Linked DNA regions of Homo sapiens: region 2 is linked to region 1. Evidence: chromatin loops called from intact Hi-C (ENCODE). Cell type or tissue: PC-3. All regions are shown on one strand. Each heading gives the region's core, and the rest is flanking DNA. Links, peaks and the distances in the headings are about the cores only.

The links. A loop is a pair of places that touch in the nucleus more often than their neighbours do. Peaks named below come from ENCODE experiments on the same cell type or tissue, not always from the same donor. Only the 100,000 strongest peaks of a DNase experiment are listed, where the experiment ranks them.
Region 2: a loop joins it to region 1, with 8 times the contacts of the local background. A loop is called at or near these places in 2 of 110 quality-filtered maps.

The regions. Positions count from the first base shown.
Region 1 is chr1:107,565,547-107,576,958 of GRCh38, forward strand. It overlaps VAV3 (vav guanine nucleotide exchange factor 3), which reads right to left. Exons shown (of 27, transcript NM_006113.5): 26 at 8,501-8,652; 27 at 5,615-7,826. The coding sequence ends at 7,785. Among named protein-coding and RNA genes, the nearest start is that of MIR7852, 330 kb to the right of the region's middle. In PC-3, for the core only: no CTCF peak of the experiment used is centred there; a DNase peak (open chromatin) is centred at 7,255; H3K4me3 peaks cover 339 bases; H3K27ac peaks cover 1,664 bases.
Region 2 is chr1:107,644,925-107,652,924 of GRCh38, forward strand. The region is part of intron 19 of VAV3 (vav guanine nucleotide exchange factor 3); the gene reads right to left. Among named protein-coding and RNA genes, the nearest start is that of MIR7852, 250 kb to the right of the region's middle. In PC-3, for the core only: no CTCF peak of the experiment used is centred there; a DNase peak (open chromatin) is centred at 3,327; H3K27ac peaks cover 1,194 bases.

The DNA of each region.
Region 1 (11,412 bases), core at 3,413-11,412:
AGCAAGAGGTGCAAGGATTGTGACTCAGTCATATTCTTACCTGATCTAGGATCCCAGCAGTCACCCAGAATGATTCCCAGAAGAAAGGCCTTAAGAATGGAGGAAATAATACTGGAGTCAGAGGGTCCTGAGTACTGATGTATGACAGAGGAATAGAGACAGCATTTATTTGACTTACAGCTGAGACACCCATGTTTTAGTCTTTACCTTGACAGTATTTTCTATCTGCATGACCTTGGGCAAGCCAGATCATGAATTGGACACATTGGCTCTTCTGGAGTCCACCTTCCCTCCTATTCAGGACTCTCAACGTGGATCGCAACATCCATTAGAGGACAGGGTGTGAAGTGACTTTTGTGTACACTGTGTTTCTGCACTGAGGACTCTTCCCATCTGGCCATGTGCCTGGGTCATCATTTGTAGTTGCATTGTGCCTAGAAATTCAGGGACTTTGACAGCCAGTGTCTAGAGTGCTTCAAAAGGAGTTTGTTTTCTGTCACTGTTTCCCTCGATCTGGTTTAATCAATGGCACCGAACGAGAGACAGAATTCCTTTATGATATCCTTTCTGGGACTTGTTCATTACTTAGAATAAGGTGGCTTCCAAACCACCTTATTACTTAGAATAAGGTGCCAGACCAGATGTGGGTGCGTAACATTTCTAATCAGAGTCCAACCAATCACAGCAAACTAGTTTTCAGTGAAAAATGAAGTGACTAATGGACTCAGTCTAAATGATTATGAGCTGAGTAAAAATTCCATTTTCCTAGTCAAAATAATGTAGAGCTGTTAAATTCAACTTCTGAGATTGTTTGTGGGTTTGCATATTAATCTTCCTGAACATGTATACTTTTTACTCTGTCCATAATTTAAGTGCAGAAAATTAAACTATATGTAAAAAACAAAGCATGGACTCCCAATAATATTCAAAATAACGGCAGCAAGTACATAATTTGATACCTGAGTATCTTATCTTTCATAAAGGGAGGGAAACCAATATTTCTTGCATACCTACTATGTGTGAGGCTCTGTACTAGGGACCTTTTTCATATGTTATCATTTATTCTTCACAACAGCTCTCTCAGGCACTTTTAATGATCCCTTTATTACAGAAGAGGTAGTGGATGCTCCTAAAAGTTAGTGGCAGGGTTGGGGTTTGAACCCCGGTCTGACTGATGCTAAAACCCTCCTTCTTCCTATGAACAAATAGTTTAATTCCCATCCTAGAAAGGTTAATTTCGAATCTGCAGAGTTTTTCTCCTCAATCCAATAAATGAGCCTAATTTATGCTAAAGAATTTCAAATATTAAGATGCCAACTATCCAAACTTGTCAGCAAACCCATCTGACAATCACAACAAGGATGATAATGACAAATATGGCTTTGTATATGCCAGCCACTGTTCCACTTTATGTGGATGATCTCAGTTGTGTCACACAACCGTTCTATGAAGTAGGTGTTGTGGTACTGATTGGTGGAGGTTCTGCATGGTAGGGATGAGATATAAACTGAGACAGTCAGTCTGACTTATAGGGCCATACCTTTTCACTCTTCTGTACAGCTGTCAGATTAAGTAGAACAAAGCAAGATGCCTCAAAACTAACTACCAGTGGCTGGGCATGGCGGCTCACGCCTGTAATCCCAGCACTTTGGGAGGCCGAGGTGGGTGGATCACCTGAGGTCAGGAGTTCGAGACCAGCCTGGCAAACATGGTGAAACCCCGTCTCTACTAAAAAAATACAAAAATTAGCTGGGCGTGACGGTGGGTGCCTGTAATCCCAGCTACTCAGGAGGCAGAGGCAGGAGAATTGCCTGGACCTGGGAGGTGGAGGCTGCAGTGAGCACAGATCGCACCATTGCACTCCAGCTTGGGCGACAAGAGAAAAACTCTGTCTCAAAACAAACAAACAACGAAAAACTAACTACCAGCATATTTTACTTCACTCATTTGGTGGAAGACAAAATACTTGTTACAAAGCTGTGTTCCCATGTTAACTAGCAAATAAAGGGAGCAACGGTGAGTACAATTGGCAGTGGTGAGGACGGTGATGAACTGATACAAGGTCTAACAGTCACGTAATGTTAATATGTCAAAGAGAAGTGATAAAGATACCAACGGAGTTGGCTCCTCAAATAATGGATTCAGGGCTGTATAACCCACTGTATCGTAATGAAAATAAGAGGAATTTTGTGTTTGTAGCAAGGTTGTGATGGTGAAGTCAAGCAGAAGCTACCACCATGGCCTTTCCTGGTCCTTAGAAGGAATGAAGTGATTCCACCCTCTCCCTAAGACAGACTCCATCACTGTGGATTATCAGCTGGCCTGCTCCACCAAGGGAAACTTGACTCCAAGCCTCTCTGGATTAGCAGCCATTTTCTAGTGCAAGAGTGAATCAAAGTAGAAACGAAAATTCAATCTGATACTAATCTCTCTAGGCAATATCTTTTTTGGGTTTTCTTTTAGGTGGCAGGAATAGTGGCATATTTCTGAATTCTGTGTTAACCTTTCATTGTTCAAACCACTGTTTAGTATCGTATAGTTTCTTCTCGGTTATGTAAGTTTAAAAATGTACGAAATCTCTCTCTTGCCCTACAAAGTGTGGCAGGATAGGGTAGTGGTTATACGGACTCTGGAGCCAGACCACCCAAGTCAGAATTCAGCTCTGACACTTAGCAGCTGTGTGACTTTGGGAAAGTTGCAACCTCTTGATGTACCTCAGTTTCCTCATGTGCAAATGAAAATATTATGGGGTTCTACCTTTGGGGGTTGTTGTAAGTTGGTGCAAATAAAGCACTTAGAACAGAGCATGGCACATGGTAAGCATGCCAATACATGTTATTGGCAACTATTGAGTTTACCTTGTAGTTCACTGTTCATAACTTAGGCAGCAATCCTGAGCTAAACTTAAACAAAATTAGGGCTTAATCCCCATGTTAATTATGGGGCTGGTGTATGTGTGTTATGGGACTGTGGGGCCTGTCAAGATAGTCCTTCTAAGGTAAAGGGTAAGTTGCTGCATTTGGCCCCTCCTACAACCAAGAAAGAGGCACAATGCCTAGTGGGCCTATTTGGCTTTTGGAGGCAACACATTCCTCATTTGGGTATATTAGTCCTGCCCAATTATCAAGTGACCTGAAAGGCTGCCAGTTTTGAGTGGGGTCCAGAACAGAAGGCTCTGCAACAGGTCCAGGCTGCTGTACGAGCTGCTCTGCCACTTGGGCCATATGACCCAGCAGATCCAATCGTGCTTGAGGTGTCAGTGGCAGATAGGGATGCTGTTTGGAGCCTTCGGCAGACCCCCATAGGTGAATCACAGTGGAGGCCTCCAGGATTTTGGAGCAAGACCCTGCCATCTTCTGCAGATAACTACTCTCCTTTTGAGAGACAGCTCTTGGATTGCTACTGGGCTTTGGTGGAAACTGAACATTTGACTATGGGTCATCAAGTCACCATGCCACCTGAATTGCCTATCATGAACTGGGTGCTTTCTGACCCATCTAGCCATAAAGTGGGTCATGCACAGCAGCATTCCATCATCAAATGAAAGTGGTATATACGTGATCGGGCTCGAGCAGGTCTTGAAGGCCAAGTAAGTTACATGAGGAAGTGGCTCAAACGCCCATGGTCTCTACTCCTGCCACCCTGCTTTCTCTTCCCTAGCCTGCACCAATGGCCGCATAAGGAGTTCTCTATGATGAATTGACAGAGGAGAGAAGACTAGGGCCTGGTTCACAGATGGTTCTTCATGATATGCAGGCATCACCCAAAGTGGACAGCTGCAGCACTACAGCCCCTTTCCAAGACATCCCTGAAGGACAGTGCTGAAGGGAAATATTTCCAGTGGGCAGAACTTCAATCAGTGCACCTGGTTGTGTGATTATATACTGATACGTGGGCTGTAGCCAATGGTTTGGCTGGGTGGTCAGGGACCTGGAAGAAGCATGATTGGAAAATTGGTGACAAAGAAATCTGGGGAAGAGGTATGTGGATGGGCCTGAGTGGCCAAAAACTGTGAAGATATTTGTATCCCATGTGAGTGCTCACCAATGGGTGACCTCAGCAGAGGAGGATTTTAATAATCAACTGGCTAGTATGACCCATTCTGTGGACACCACTCAGCCTCCTTCTCCAGTCACTCCTGTCATCGCTCAATGGGCCCATCAACAAAGTGGCCATGGTGGCAGGGTTGGAGGTTACACATGGGCTCAGCAACATGGACTTCCACTCACCAAGGCTGACCTGGCTACAGCCAGTGTTGAGTGCCCAATTTGCCAGCAGCAGAGACCAACACTGAGCCCTCGATATGGCACCATTCCTTGGGGTGATCAGGCAGCTAGCTACCTGGTGGCAGGTTGATTATATTGGACCTCTTCCATCATGGAAAAGGCAGAAGTTTGTCCTCACTGGAATAGACAATTACTCCAGATATGGGTTTGCCTATTTTGTATGCAATGCTTCTGCCAAGACTACCATCCGTGGACTCACAGAATGCCTTATCCACAATCATGCTATTCCACACAGCATTGCCTCTGTCCAAGGCACTCACTTTATGGCTAAAGAAGTGTAGCAGTGGGCTCATGCTCATGGAATTCACCATCATCCTGAAGCAGCTGAATTGATAGAAAGGTGGAATGGCCTTTTGAAGTCACAATTACAATGCCAACTAGGTGACAATACTTTGCAGGGATGGGACAAAATTCTTTAGAAGGCCGTGTATGCTCTGAATCAGTGTCCAATGTATGGTACTGTTTCTCCCATGGCCAGGATTCAAGGGTCCAGGAATCAGGGGGTGGAAGTGGAAGTGGCACCACTCACCATCACCCTAAGTGATCCACTAGCAAAATTTTTGCTTCCTGTTCCCGCGACATTCTGTTGTGCTGGCCTAGAGGTCTTAGTTCCAGAGGGAGGAATGCTGTGGATATGGGTACAGCCGGGCGCGAGATTTACACCCTCTCCCCCGCACTTTCAAGGGCCCTCCAGAGCTCACCAGATGCCGCTGGAAGCGCGACGCTTTCCAAGGCGCGGACCCCTCTCTCCAGGCGAACCCAATTCCAGGGCGCCCTGCCCTTCACAAGGAGAAAAGAACTCTCCCCGGGGCTTCCATTGGCTTCTCTGGGATCCTTCGCATTACTGTGCTGGACGCTTGGCAGTGTCCATCTCCGCCACTCCGGATTCGGGATCTGAACCGGACTCCCTTTCGATTGGCTGAGGGCAACAGAGGCCATCGCCTGTCCATTCAGAATGGCGCTCACCTATTTCTCAGGACCGAATGACCCATGTCCAACTGCTGTTCACATGGAACCCTTCTCCACTTCGGCCTTTGAAGTTCTCTTTAGAATATGTGCTACTACCACCAACATCTGCACCTGCGGCGGCTCTGCCCGGGCCCAGCCCTGGGCTTCAAGACTCACCGCAGCGGCCCTCCTACTAGACGCATAGCGTCCACGGGGCTGGCGGGCGGGGGGGTGGTGACCTCCACACATACACTGCTTCTGTTCACTCTGGACTGCTGGCGATGGCCTGGTACAGGCCCAACAATCCAGTGCCATCCATTTTCAGGGGAACCCTGACTAATACAGGGATCATTCAATAAAAAGACTCCAACTCTTAGAAATCAATTTAGTCACTATTTATTATATTGACATATTTACAAAATAATACAAAGTGAAATACCACTCTAATTCACCGTATTACACGAGGGCTGCATACAGGCAAGACAAAGTATATGGAAAACATTTACTTCTGTCTTTGGTATTAGAACTCTACACAAATCTGCAGCATTTAAATTTTCCAAAACAAAGTATTAAACGTGGACAAAGATGTAATTGGTAATGTCACAAAAAGGGGCTCCAATATCCTCTGCTAGGAAACCCCCAGGCCCATGAAATGCAACAGGAAGACTAAACACCATTTATAAGGAGAGGGTCTATTGACTAAAATAAACAATACATGCTACAATACCATCCACAGGAGTGTTTCTGCTTGTGTGAGGCTGCTCCCTCCATAACAAAGTTCGGCTGACGGCAACAGACAAAACATTCCCGAGACAGAGTCGCAGATAAGACTTTACAGGAAAGAATCCATTCCAAGAGTACACTTTGAGGTGTAACTTTATTGTACAGAACATTTTATAAAATACATTTTTGTGATCATTTACACATATACAAAGACTTAAATGGTTTTAGCAAATAATAATTTTTCTAAAACACAATCACAGTTTACATAATTCTGAGGTAAAGGTCTTGAATCTATCCTAGATGAAAAGTCCTAGCCCATGAGGGTCTCTAACAGGGGGATGTGTCCACTGAACCTTGAGTTCTGGCACCCAGACGGATTGATGAGAGGGCAGGCTACACCTGCTTCATTTCAGAGATGATTCAAAATTTCAGAACTTAATGCTCCTGGTTCAGTTCTACTAAGTTAATGCTTCTTTTTTTTCCCAACATGTAACTCTCTCAGTCTTGTCAGAACACAACTTCTGCTATGGAGGAAATATTTCCATCAGGAAAGGGCCAAGTTAGTGTCTTAACTTGACTGCCTTGAATGGGGACTCTGGACCCCAGGAAGAATGTATTTAGGCTCCTCACAAAAAAGAGTGATGGCTGGGCAAAACAAATGTACTGCAAGACCCATCTTCCCTCCAGTTAATACACTCCCAGGATGGGCTGCAGAGGGGGAGACTCTGAGAGAAGCTGGAGGCCCACAAAAGTCCACTGACCCTCTTTCTGTCCCAGAAATGAATAAAGGACCCAGTTGTGCTTTCCTTCCAAAATCCTCAACAAAGTTGTTTGTGCTCCAAGAAAATGTGGGAATAAAAAAATCATGTCCCAGGTCATCTTTGTGTGTGTGCGGGGGAGGTGGATGGGAGGAAAAGGCATGTATTAATAGATACTGCTGCTATAAAATGACATAAATTATAGCCCTTGATCTGTTTCTGTAAACAATGCCAGCTTCTTCAGGTTATTGGCAACTACCCTTAATATACCTAGCCCAGATCCTTTCATAAAGTCAAGTGCTATATTTCCAAAATAATCCTATGAAATCATGAAGGTTGTGAAGGTTTAATATGAAGACACCCTCTCTTTTGTGTGCTTTTTTCACCTTTTATAAAGAAGTTTGCAAATATAATCAGGACACCAAATAAGTAATTAAAACCCTTCAGGGATAGCTCACTTATGATGCAAACCTGAGCACTGGCCTCATATTTTATAATATCATGAGTAACATCTGAGGGTAAAAGTGTTTGCCGGGCAATGAGTCACCTTGTTGGACAATTTAAGACAAGTAAGGCTGGATCTTTCCAGTAAGCTGCTCAAATGGCAGAACTCCAATTTTTCGTCATGCTGGGAAAAGGAAAATTACACTTCTGCTTCTTTGTACCATCAAATAATCTGGTGAATGGCATGTGAGAATAAAGCAAAAGTGTATTAAGATTTACTGATGACTGGCATTCATGGTATCTGACCAGAAGAAGTAAAGGGAAGCACGAACCAATGTGTTTGCAGGGCTCTTCTGGGAAGAACAGCTCTTGGTTTTGCCCTGGTCCCTGACAATGACAGACTGGCAGGCTGTTTCTTGCACAGCTCTAGGCAAGCCATTAATCTGTCAGTACCAGCATCTTTAGAAATCTCAGCATTAAGACTTAGGAGGGGCTAAGGAGGGAGGATGTTGAACAGCCAGAAATGCAGCTTTTTAAACACTTCAGTTAATTCACGATGCTGTGCAGGCTTCTATTTATCCCTTCTCTGAAATTTTTGGTGCAGGGTGCAACACGGGATTTGAATTTATTCATCCTCTTCCACATATGTGGATGGAAACCAGCCCACCTAAAAAAGAAAAGCAACCAACACAGCAACATGACTTTGTATCTGACACTTCAAAGGATTCTACAAACAGAGTATTTTGTTTTCATAACACCCCAATTAAACTGGGGTTTTATGTCCATTGTAGGTGAGAAGATTGGTTTAACTGCTCTTAGAAGCCTAATAGAGTAAATGATCGAAATGGAGGAATAAAATAAACAGTGTTCTAATCCACTAGCACACAAATAAATATGTAAATTAAGTATAATACAGGGGGGCTCTGCTGCATAATGATTCCTATTTCTGCTGTAGAACAGGATGAAAAGACAGAGGTACTATGTCCCATTCTTTCCAATTTACATCAGCAGTTCTTATAGATATTTTGCAATACACATAAAGTTTAGCTCTATGGCTCAGGGTCTAAAAAGAACTGAAATGCTCCTCGACTCTTTTCCAAGCAGCAAGCTGTCCCACTTGCCCAGGTGAATTTTATTTATGTCACTATCATATTCATTTCAAATATTTTCAGCGAGTCCCTGGTATCAGCAAAACACAGCACCAGTTTCCAGAGGGCAGAGGCCTGTGGGCTGAAAGCTGTAATACAGTATAGAGGCTTCTCCCTGGTGCCACAATGGGTGCAAACAACTGCTCAGTCCCCTTCTTTCACATGCACCAGCACATCGAGAGGGCCAACTTACCCTGCCATTTACTTCTCCTCTCCACCAGCCATTTGCACTCATCTTTGTGTAAATCTTCACCACATCTCCTTTCAACAAGGACAACTCTCTCATATCTCTTGCACAGAAGTCATACCGAGCGATGGCAATGCCCAGCACTTTTGGACTTAACACTGTCAAGAAATGACAAGCAATGACAGTAGGTTTGCAGTTCGTTAACAACCATAACAACCTAATCAGATGAATGTTATTGATGCTATCAAATGCACAGTCGTGATTTCATTACAGACCAGCGATAATGGCAGAGGAGCTTGAAAGCAGCAGAATTGCTGTTTCAATTCAATCAGGTGCAAGCAAATTCGCTTCATAAGTTTAAAGAACCATTGTCCTGTTTTTCCATTCTTCATAAGAACCTCAATCAAAGTAAGGACTAGTTTTTATAAAAATGAAACAAAACAAAACAAAAAAACAAATTAAAAAAACTCGTTAATATCTAAGTATCTAAGGAGATAGATTCTAAAATAATTTCATCATACACTTCCTATTGATGGCCCAGTAATCTAACCAGCACCTCCAAGGTAAAGCTTTATGTTTTTATCCAGTAACTGCTTTAACTAACACTCAAAACAACGAAATATTTTGCTCTGATGTCAGTCTCTTGTCAAATCTATGTTATCACTTCTGGTTAAGTGGCACTTTCTTCCCTAACAAGGCTTTCTATGTTAAAACTATTTGGGGATAAATTTAGTTATTGTTTTCTATATAATTCACCTAAGTGAAGAGGTGTGAATCAGGTCTCAGAGAAGGAACACACAAATACCATCTATATTTTCTTTCTTTGAAACAAATACTGCCTTACAGAAAAACTTTACTGATGTATCTAATCAAAAATAAGATGTCAGGGTATTAAATATCCTGTGTTCAGAGTTGAGTTTCTCTGTGTGTGTGTGTGTGTGTGTGTGTGTGTGCGTGCGTGCGCGCGCGCGCGCGCACACGCGCGCGTGTTTAATATTCGATGGCAGGAGAGGAGCTAACTTTCTCCCTGGCCCTGCTGGCCCTGTTCTGAAAAGAAAACTCCATTCCAGTGGTTCATGTTTGTTAGTCTCTAGTGTTTCATGGCACGCTTTATATTAACTTCTCTACCTGTTGCTCTTTGGGGTTATAAAGTGTTTTCAATTATATGTTCAGTGATTCTGAGAATCACTCATCGGAGGTTGGTGAAACTTTATAAATCTTAAATGGTAAAGGAACTTAAGTGTAAGAAAAAGAGACAAATGGGAAACACCAACCATCTGTATTTTTAACAGTTCCCAGGGCTCAGGCAGCAGAAGTTATGACCTGTGTTACCCTGGAAGAGCCTGCCCACTTGGCCACAGGGATCTCTGACCTATTATTCATGGCTTTGTAATGACAGAAATTTTTTTAGACTCCAGGTGTCCATCACGAAATAAATGAATGGCAATACTCTAGATTTCAGAACTGTAAAGGGAGTAAAAATAGGTCATTTTGTTTTACTGTTCAGGACACAAACCACTTTAATAGCTTTCTCACTGAAAACTGTCCCATTACTGGGGCACTACTGTTAGAGTCGGTGCACATAAAAACACCCCTATGATGGAAAAACCCAATCATCAACTGTGTGGTGACCTTGCATAGGTCTCCTAACCCCTCAAGGCCACATTTTTTCTCATCTATGAAATGAAATGTTTGTACTAGATGACTTCTAAGTTTTTTCTAGTTTTAAATTCTATGATTTTTATTGGGATGTGCAGGTTAATTTTTAAAAATCGGTCAGAAAACAGACTTTATCTAATGTATACCCTAAATGTCATGTAAATAGCCATTAAACTCTCTGGGTAATGACAGAAATCAAGACCAAAATGCCCATGCACAAACCGAAGAACTGCAGAATTCATGGGCGCCAGTCATCTTTTCAAGTAATGTGTACTGAATTTTACTTTTATATTTGAAAACAAAGTTGGGATTTTATTTCTATTTATTTTCTTCATGAAAATACATAAACATTGGCTTTTTTCAACTAAACTTTCTGGTCTTCAAGAAAAATAATGATTTTATAGATTTTTCATCCCCCTTTATACTTTCAGCCCCATCCCTCTGCAAACTCTCCCCAACAGATAAATTATAGAATGTCTCATGGCATGAGCACACACACAAACACCAGAGGAGTGAAATGTCATGATGAACGGTGACTATGACAGAGAAGAGTAAAGTGCATGGTGGTAATGGAACTCGAGGGATTGTCTGTGAGGAGATGTATCCGTATGAGAAGCCATACATGGAACTCAAATATTTTATTTGCAAGCAGAAGCAAGTTGAAGAGACAAATAAAAGTAGTAAAGCAGTACCTGACCAGAAAGGAGTGGAAGAAGGGGGAACAAAGCTGTAGTCTGGAGGAGTTACAAAAGAAAAGCCACAGAACAAAGAGGGGGCTTTGAGAAAGAAAGAAAAAGAGAGAAGCAAAAGAGCATTTAGGTATTGGCAAAAATATCTCAACACAACCATTTTCACCCACTTCTTTCCTATCACCATTTCTAAATGAAGAACAAGCCAAACTTTTACATTTTGATAGACAATAGTATTTTGCAATTCAGAGCTGTCTATCCTTTTACAGGCAAACACAGAGAATACCCACTCCACATTGCCATCTTTGAACCCCATCCATCCAAGGATGGCCAACAATGGCCTCATCCTTTTGATGTGGTGCCCAATTCCCACTTTGTTACATCAGTGGAAAGGGGTAACCTGTAGATGCTTACTGTAAAGTAATCCTTCACATCAAAACTATTATAAAGAAAAGCCTGTAAGATGGTATCAATGAAACATGCAGAACCCATGGAAAATTCAAGAAAATTATTCATACAATTTGTTACAAACCACCTCCATCCTCCCAGCCAAGCATGCACATCCCAGCT
Region 2 (8,000 bases), core at 1-8,000, 76 kb after region 1:
TGTATACACTAGTATACTCTGTATACTCGAGTATACAGAGTATACACTAGTATACTCTGGTCAAGTAATAGGACTTAGCTATTCTAGCTTTTCTAGTCCCACTTATTCCTAAGTTTTTTATTTACTCTATCTTTTCTGGTATTGCTTTCTTCTTGGTTATGAGCTTCATTTAAGAAGTTCACCTAGTAGCACACTACTATAGGTATGTTGCTGACCTCTTCCCCAAAGCAAAAATGTGTAACCCTTGCCAAGAATTATGCTTAAGCCCAGGAAATAGCCACTAGGACATTGTCATTAACCTCTATTCAGCCATAATCAACTTACAAAGTATAGTGTTTCTTCAACTCATATGGTTTTTTGTGGAATGGGTTGTGAGTTTATGATATAATGGAATGTATTTTTTTTTTTTTTGGTCATTTGTTAGGGTTATCTTTGGCAATTTATTTCTTACTGTCAGCACTTCCAATTTCAGCATGATCTGTTGTCAGGGGTACAGAGATCAAAGGATAAAAGGAATGAAACAAGGGCACAGCGATATAATGAATTCTGACAACTTGCTCTTTGCTTCTGATTTTAGCATATAGTAGGTGTTCTACAATACAGGTGGGATAAATGGTTGCTATCCAAAATGCCCTTTAATATCTTTCCACTTATGAAAAAGGCACCATTACATTGCTAAGAATGTGAACACACTCACATTAACTGGAAGACAAAAAATTGCGATTAAGAGGAAATGGGTTAAACCTGACGTCAGCATTCAATCATCAATAAAATTCTTAACACAATCTACTGCCACAGAAGGCATCACACTTCACAAATGAGATCAAGAACGGAGAATAAATTAGATTTACAGATGTTCATATTTCGAACAGTCATTTAGTATTAATTTAATATAGGTTTTCTTCTCCCCTTAGAAAATATGCCTCTGATAGGTTTTTAACCTCTGTTTAAAAATGTCCAGGGCAGAACATTCACCACACATCCCCATGACAACTCAGTCATTGTTGCAGAGTTTATTAATAAGGTCTTCTTGAAACTTACTTAAAAATCTCTACGTAACTTCTCTCCATTGACCTACTGCCTTCCATCTGGAATTATGCTGAAGATGGCAAATCTCCTTTTCATAGATTAGTCTTTCAAAATTTGTTCAGGCTTAAAATCACCAGTTCCTTAAAAAACTCCATATTTTCCCTTGGCTACCATACTTCAAAGGATGCTGAGGTGCAAAGTAGCGTAAACTACAAAACTTGAACTCTAAGTTTCCTCACTGGCAGTGATTAATTGGAAACAGACAGTCATATTCCTTAAAAAATGACAAGAAATACACATTTCATTATATTATAAACTCACAACTAATCTCAGAAAGTTGCTTCTCTCTTCTTGGGAAAATACAGACCCAACAATTGTTTAGTTTCTCTCCACTCCAGAATTTATTTACAACAGATGTGTTAGCTGAGTTACAGTGTTGCTCACCCAAATATGAATATTTATATTGCAACTACCTTCAGACATTAAATGCAAAATAATCACATGTACTTTCACCATATGTATTTGGGCAATCTTAGAAGTTCCTAAAACTTTTATATAATCAATTATAATTATCCAAGAGAATATGATTAAAATACTAAGCCAAAATTAGATCTCCTGCCAGATGTTTAATTATTTTACCTTGTTTTATCCCCTACAACAAAAGCTTTGTTGTACAGCTAACTATGCCCTTAATATATAACTTGACAATTTTGCTCATTAACTTTTGCTCACATTAGTAATTGTGCTTGGTCTTACATCAGACAAAATGCCCAAGTCAAACTTATGCAGGAGGAATTAACAAACAAATTAGCAATATTAAAAGGATAGTTACACTCTACTAATAGTCGTGTGTTTCTGGTTAAATAAAACTAAAGCTACATGTAGGTATGCAGAATGCTGGAGTTTCCCAAAACAATACAGAAGTGTTTTTAAAAGGGGGACCTGAAACAAAATTTCCTTTCAAATCTGAATTTAGTACCGCTAAGAGTGACACACTCCAAATGACACATGTGCTTTTTTTAAAAGTTAATTCTAAGTAGAACCCTATTAGAAAATTTTCTAGATATAAATTGTTTCACTGATAATTTTCACATAAACTTTCAAACTTCAATGAACTGAACAGCTAATTATAGGAGCATCAACCACTGTGTCTTCCAAGCAGGGCAAGAAGAGCGATTGCTACAACATAGATTAGTATCTATTCATGATGCTGTTATCACTGCCCTAATGCAATGGGCTTCCCCGAGGCAATAACTTAGAGGAGAGTACTGCCTACTAGATAAATGGGCTGTAGGTAATATGCTAGCCTTTCACCTCTGAGGCCCAATTTAAAATCTAAACACAGCCACATTAAAAAATAATTAGTTTTACAAGATATCAGAACATGTAGATGTTTTATCCTGGGAAACTGATCACAAGCATAACATATTAATTCATTCATCAAATGTGACTTCAGCATTCCATAAGTGCTGGGCATGGCAGTTTCAGAAGAAAGCAAGGGAAAGTATCCTGCCTTCAAACAGCCTATAGTCAGTCCATGGAATAGACAGACAGGTGAACTCTGAGATAACAATACAACTGGGCATGGACCTCCATCCAGAGGGAACTTTAAAACAAATAAATGTTCATATCTATAAAAATTTTCAGAAATTTTCCTTTCATAATTCTTGGGTAGGACCCTAAAACATGTACATTATTTTTTCTATAAATTTCCTAGGTGTGACATCCAAACTCTAGCCAAGTTTGGGAATCACATTCTTGTGGGTACATGTGCAAAACACCATGACCAACACCTACCACTGCCAAATTTGCTTTTGAGAAAATTACAGTGAAATAAGTGCTGCCTGTCATCCTCCCAACTAAAAAACCCTTTATAAATTAACATCTGGACCTTTCCTGATACAAGTTCACAATCTAAGAATCAGGTCCTAAGAATCAGGTTGAGCCTGGGATGCTAGGTGCTGGGATTCCCCTGACATCACAGCTTATAGGGCTCTTTCTAAGAAAGCATGACTTTTTCATTGATCTGCTGGTCTTCAGAGAGGAGTAAAAGGAACCACGGCATAGAATTTTGGTGGAAAAATTCCATGCTACAACAGAAGCAGGCAATTTGGTGGAAAACAAACTGGTCTAAAGAACTGACTGTTCACAAAGGGAACACTCCCCATCAATAATTTTTAAAATTTTCACCAGAGAAGCCTACATTATTTTTATAAACAATGATGACTCAAATAATGGAAATAGCACTGTCACAGCTCATATAAAAACAAGGATGAGGCAGAGATGCCTTCCTTCAACTTCATAACCACTGACTAGTCACTCTTTGGCACTGTCTACTGGAGTATTAGTGAATCATGAATCAAGGATGAAAGATATGATAATGTCTTTGGAAGTTTTTTTCACCTTTATTAAAAAGGTGTTTATAGGCTACCAAATATAAAATAACTATAAAATTTCATGTGTTACTTGAAAATCCATGCAAATTTAACATTCTGTTCTGTTATACATGTACATTTTATTGGAAAAAATGTTTCCCTAAAATATTTAAGGTCAAAGCTTCAGGAGAAAATGCCATGTACTTGGCAGACCCCTGGCAAACAGCTATTCCCAGGGATGTAAGGAATCCAGTTTCAGAAGCATAGCCCTGAGCTATCTTATCATCTTCTTTAAAGATAGAAAAAGAACACAATTACACAATTTTACAGAGTATTGTCACCTAGTCTAACCACCTTATTTGTCACATTATAAAACTAAATACTAAAATAAATTGTCTAAAGTCAACAGCTAATCAGAAGCAAAAATGGAACAAAAATCCAATTTATAGACTCTTAGTTCAGGCTTCCCTACTTCAGGTTGGTCATTCTATGCAACCTACAGGGAATGAGACTGGTAGAAAAGAGGCCACTTGACATGGCTGATGTATGTTTCAGGATGATCTGAGTACCCGCCACATGTCTGGTGTTATCTTGGGAAGCAGGAAAGGAGGAGGTAGAACTTTTCTTCAAGTGGTGAACAACTGAGAGCTCACCAATACTAGGCAAATTCCAGGAGGAAGGTAATAACTCCCAGTAATATATTCTAAAAACAGCCTCAAAAGCCCTCAAAAAACAAACAAACAAAAAAAAAGCAAGCACTGTATTGGACAATCTGTAGAACTCTTAGAGCCTGACACGTCTGTATGCAGCTCTGTGGACGTGTGAGTTAGCAGCCACAGGGAGTTCTTTCTACATAAGGTTATTATCACCTAAACCACATTATTCTGCTCATCTGACTACACCCAAGTAATTCAGGGCTGGTGATTAACTTAACTCAAAGACTGCAATAAATAGGCTTAACATGTGAGACACCAGCGGCTGAAGAGGAGGCCAAGAGAGACAGTCTAAAGGAGCAGCACTCATTGAAGAATATTTGCTCTTACAGAACATGGAAGCAGGAGGCAGATATCTAAGTCAGCAAAGAACAATTTCTGACTTCTGTAAACAAAAGATGACTGAGATCACTAGTTTATAAAATGGTTGGTCCAGAAAGATTCCCTTAAAGCCTCCTGTACTCTTCCCTTCTTCTAAGGCACTGAGGTCCAGAGTGATTATTGAGATGATCCCCTTGGCTTTTTTTTTGTTGTTGTTAACCTCCTACCATAAACACCCAGCTCCCAGAGCAACTGAGCATGTTTTCTTTCTCGCAACCAAAATGAACCATTATCAGTCCACTCATAAAGGATATCTAAAGGAGAAGATAACAGCGTAAAAGTAAAAATGATTAAGGGCACTTTGCAAGAACCTAATTTTCCTTCTTTGTTCTATGGGTTCATTCACTTATTCAGCAAATATTTACAGATCATTCATGCATTGATATTGGCTTTGCACTGTGAATGCTACCATAAATAAGACTGACTACATCCCTCCCTCATAAAGCTCATATTTTAGTGGAGGAGACAAACACAAAAGCAAGTGAATCAATGTAATAATACCAGATAAAAGTATCATAAAGAACCACTTAGAAAGAGATTCTGGATTAGAGAGTGACAGGGGTGTGTGTGGAGTGGGGGATGCTTTATTTAAGGGTAGGCCATCAGGTCAGGGTTAAGACCTGAGGAGAAGACAGTAGGCATTTGGGAGGAAAAATGTAACAGGCAAACTGAGCCATATGCGTGAATGCTCTGAAACTGGAAAGAACTTGAAAGTACTTGAGGGACAGAAAAAAGGTCAGTGACACTGCATGAAAGCAATGGATAAAATTTAAACTTGATAATAGGCAGTCTTGAGGGTCTGGCCCATTTTATTACTCCTTTCCTACACTCATTCTGTGAATTACTTGAAATTTATTGAACAGGTCAAGTTCTCATTAACATACTTTACCTTCTTCCTGGCATATACTTACTGATGTCTGAATATTCAGCTCATCCACCAACCCAAGGGAAAAAATAATCTGAACTACTATTCTCACTCCTTAAAACTCATATATAATTTCTACTAATAAACCCATTGCTATAGACTAAATGTTTATGTACCCCCAAATACATATGTTGACACGTAATTCCCAACATGATGGTATTAGGAGGTGGAGCCTTTTTTTTTAAATTTTTATTTTATTATTTATTTATTTATTTATTATTATTATTATACTTTAAGTTTTAGGGCACATGTGCACAATGTGCAGGTTAGTTACATATGTATACATGTGCCATGCTGGTGTGCTGCACCCATTAACTCATCATTTAGCATTAGGTATATCTTCTAATGCTATCCCTCCCCCCCCTCCCCCCACCCCACAACAGTCCCAGAGTGTGATGTTCCCCTTCCTGTGTCCATGTGTTCTCATTGTTCAATTCCCATCTATGAGTGAGAACATGCGGTGTTTGGTTTTTTGTCCTGGCGATAGTTTACTGAGAATGATGATTTCCAATCACAATAGCAAAGACTTGGAACCAACCCAAATGTCCAACAATGATAGACTGGATTAAGAAAATGTGGCACATATACACCATGGAATACTATGCAGCCATAAAAATGATGAGTTCATGTCCTTTGTAGGGACATGAATGAAAGAGGTGGAGCCTTTGAGAGGCAATTAGGCCACAAGGGTGGAGCCCCATGTGCAGAATTCCTGCCCTTGTAAAAGAGGCCCTAGAGAGCTCCCTCACCCCATCTACCACGTGAGAACACTGAGAAGACAGCCATCTGTAATGGCCCTTGCCAGACACTGAATCTACTGGCACCTTGATTGTAGATTTCTTAGACTCCAGAACTGTCAGCTGTCATTTATAAACCACAGAGTCTATGGTATTTTGTTGGAGCAGCCTAAACAGACTAAAACACCTACCAACATTCCCTTAAGTGCATTTTAAGTGCCTTAAACATACACTCCTTTAGATACTCAATCTTCTTGCTTCAGTACCACTCAATACACCAACAGTATTTATTTAGTATAAAGTGTAGGTACCAGACTATAGCACCTTTTTTTTGTGTCTTCGTACAGAGTTTATATCTACTAGACTGTGACCAAACACCATGGTGCCATAGGTTGTGCTCTTTATCTCAATTATTTATTTATTTTTTTTCAAAAAGGAAGGAAGAAACAAAGTAAGGAAGGGAGGGAGGGAGGGAGGGAGGGACCCTTTCTCTCCCAAAGGCCACCCTTCCAAATATGCATGTGCACACACATGCACATATACTTGATTATATCTCTAAAATTTCTCTCTAATCAAACCATTTCTTGCCACCTTCATTTCTACCTCCCAGTTCAAGCACTGTCTTTCTAATTGGCTTTTCCTCATTCAATCTTATAATGTTTGACCATCCTACACACAGCAGCCTGATTAAAAAAATAATAAATTATATAATAAGTTTCCTATTAAAAACTTGCTCACTGCACTTAAAATTAAATTTGAACTCCTGGTCACTGCATACAAGACCCTATATATTTTCTGGCACCTGATAACTCTCCAGTTTCATCTTGTTCCAGCCTCACACTTGCTCACTCTTTTTAGTCATGCTTTCTTAGGGTTCCTTAAATACCTGGAGCAAGTAGGTCTGTCACAGACGAGTGAACCAGAGCAACGCCATCTTGAATAGGAGCTGGGTAAAATAAGGCTGACACCTAGTGGGCTGCACTCCCAGACGGTTAAGGCATTCTAAGTCACAGGATACGCTAGGAGGTCAGCACAAGATACAGGTCATAAAGACCTTGCTGATAAAACAGATTGCAGTAAAGAAGCCGGCTAAATCTCACCAAAACCAAGATGGCCACGGGAGTGACCTCTCCTAGTCCTCACTGCTACACTCCCACCAGTGCCATGACAGTTTACAAATGCCATGGCAATGTCAGGAAGATACCCTACATGGTTTAAAAAGGGGAGGCATGAATAATCCACCCCTTGTTTAGCAAATCATCAAGAAATAACCACAAAAATGGCCAATCAACAGTCCCTGGGGCTGCGCTGTCTATGGAGTAGCCATTATTTTATTCCTTTACTTTCTTAATAAAGTTGCTTTCACTTTACTCTATGAACTCACCTGAATTAGTTCTTGTGCAAGATCCAAGAACTCTCTCTTGGGGTCTGGATTGGGACCCCTTTCCTGTAACAGGTCCAGCCAAGGCAGTCTACATTATGAACTTGCAATTCACATAGTTATCTGTTTACTTGTTAGTATCTATCTCCTCTTGTTTTCATATATATATTTATATTGCCTAAATTTGTATGATAAACATTTATTTTCATAGCCAAATTTAGCTTTTAATGATACAAATATTCAGTTATTATTGGTATTATAGAAACAAACTGCCACTTGATCATTAGTTTTTACTTGCTTTTAAACTACTTTTATTTATTTGTGCTTCTACCCAACTATCAATATGCTAAGTGTAACTGACATTTTCCAAAAAAATAAAATTGTTTTTGACATGTAAAACTGCTAATATATTCCTTAAAGGTTCTTACTAAGGCCCTCTTAATAATTTATACTCATCCT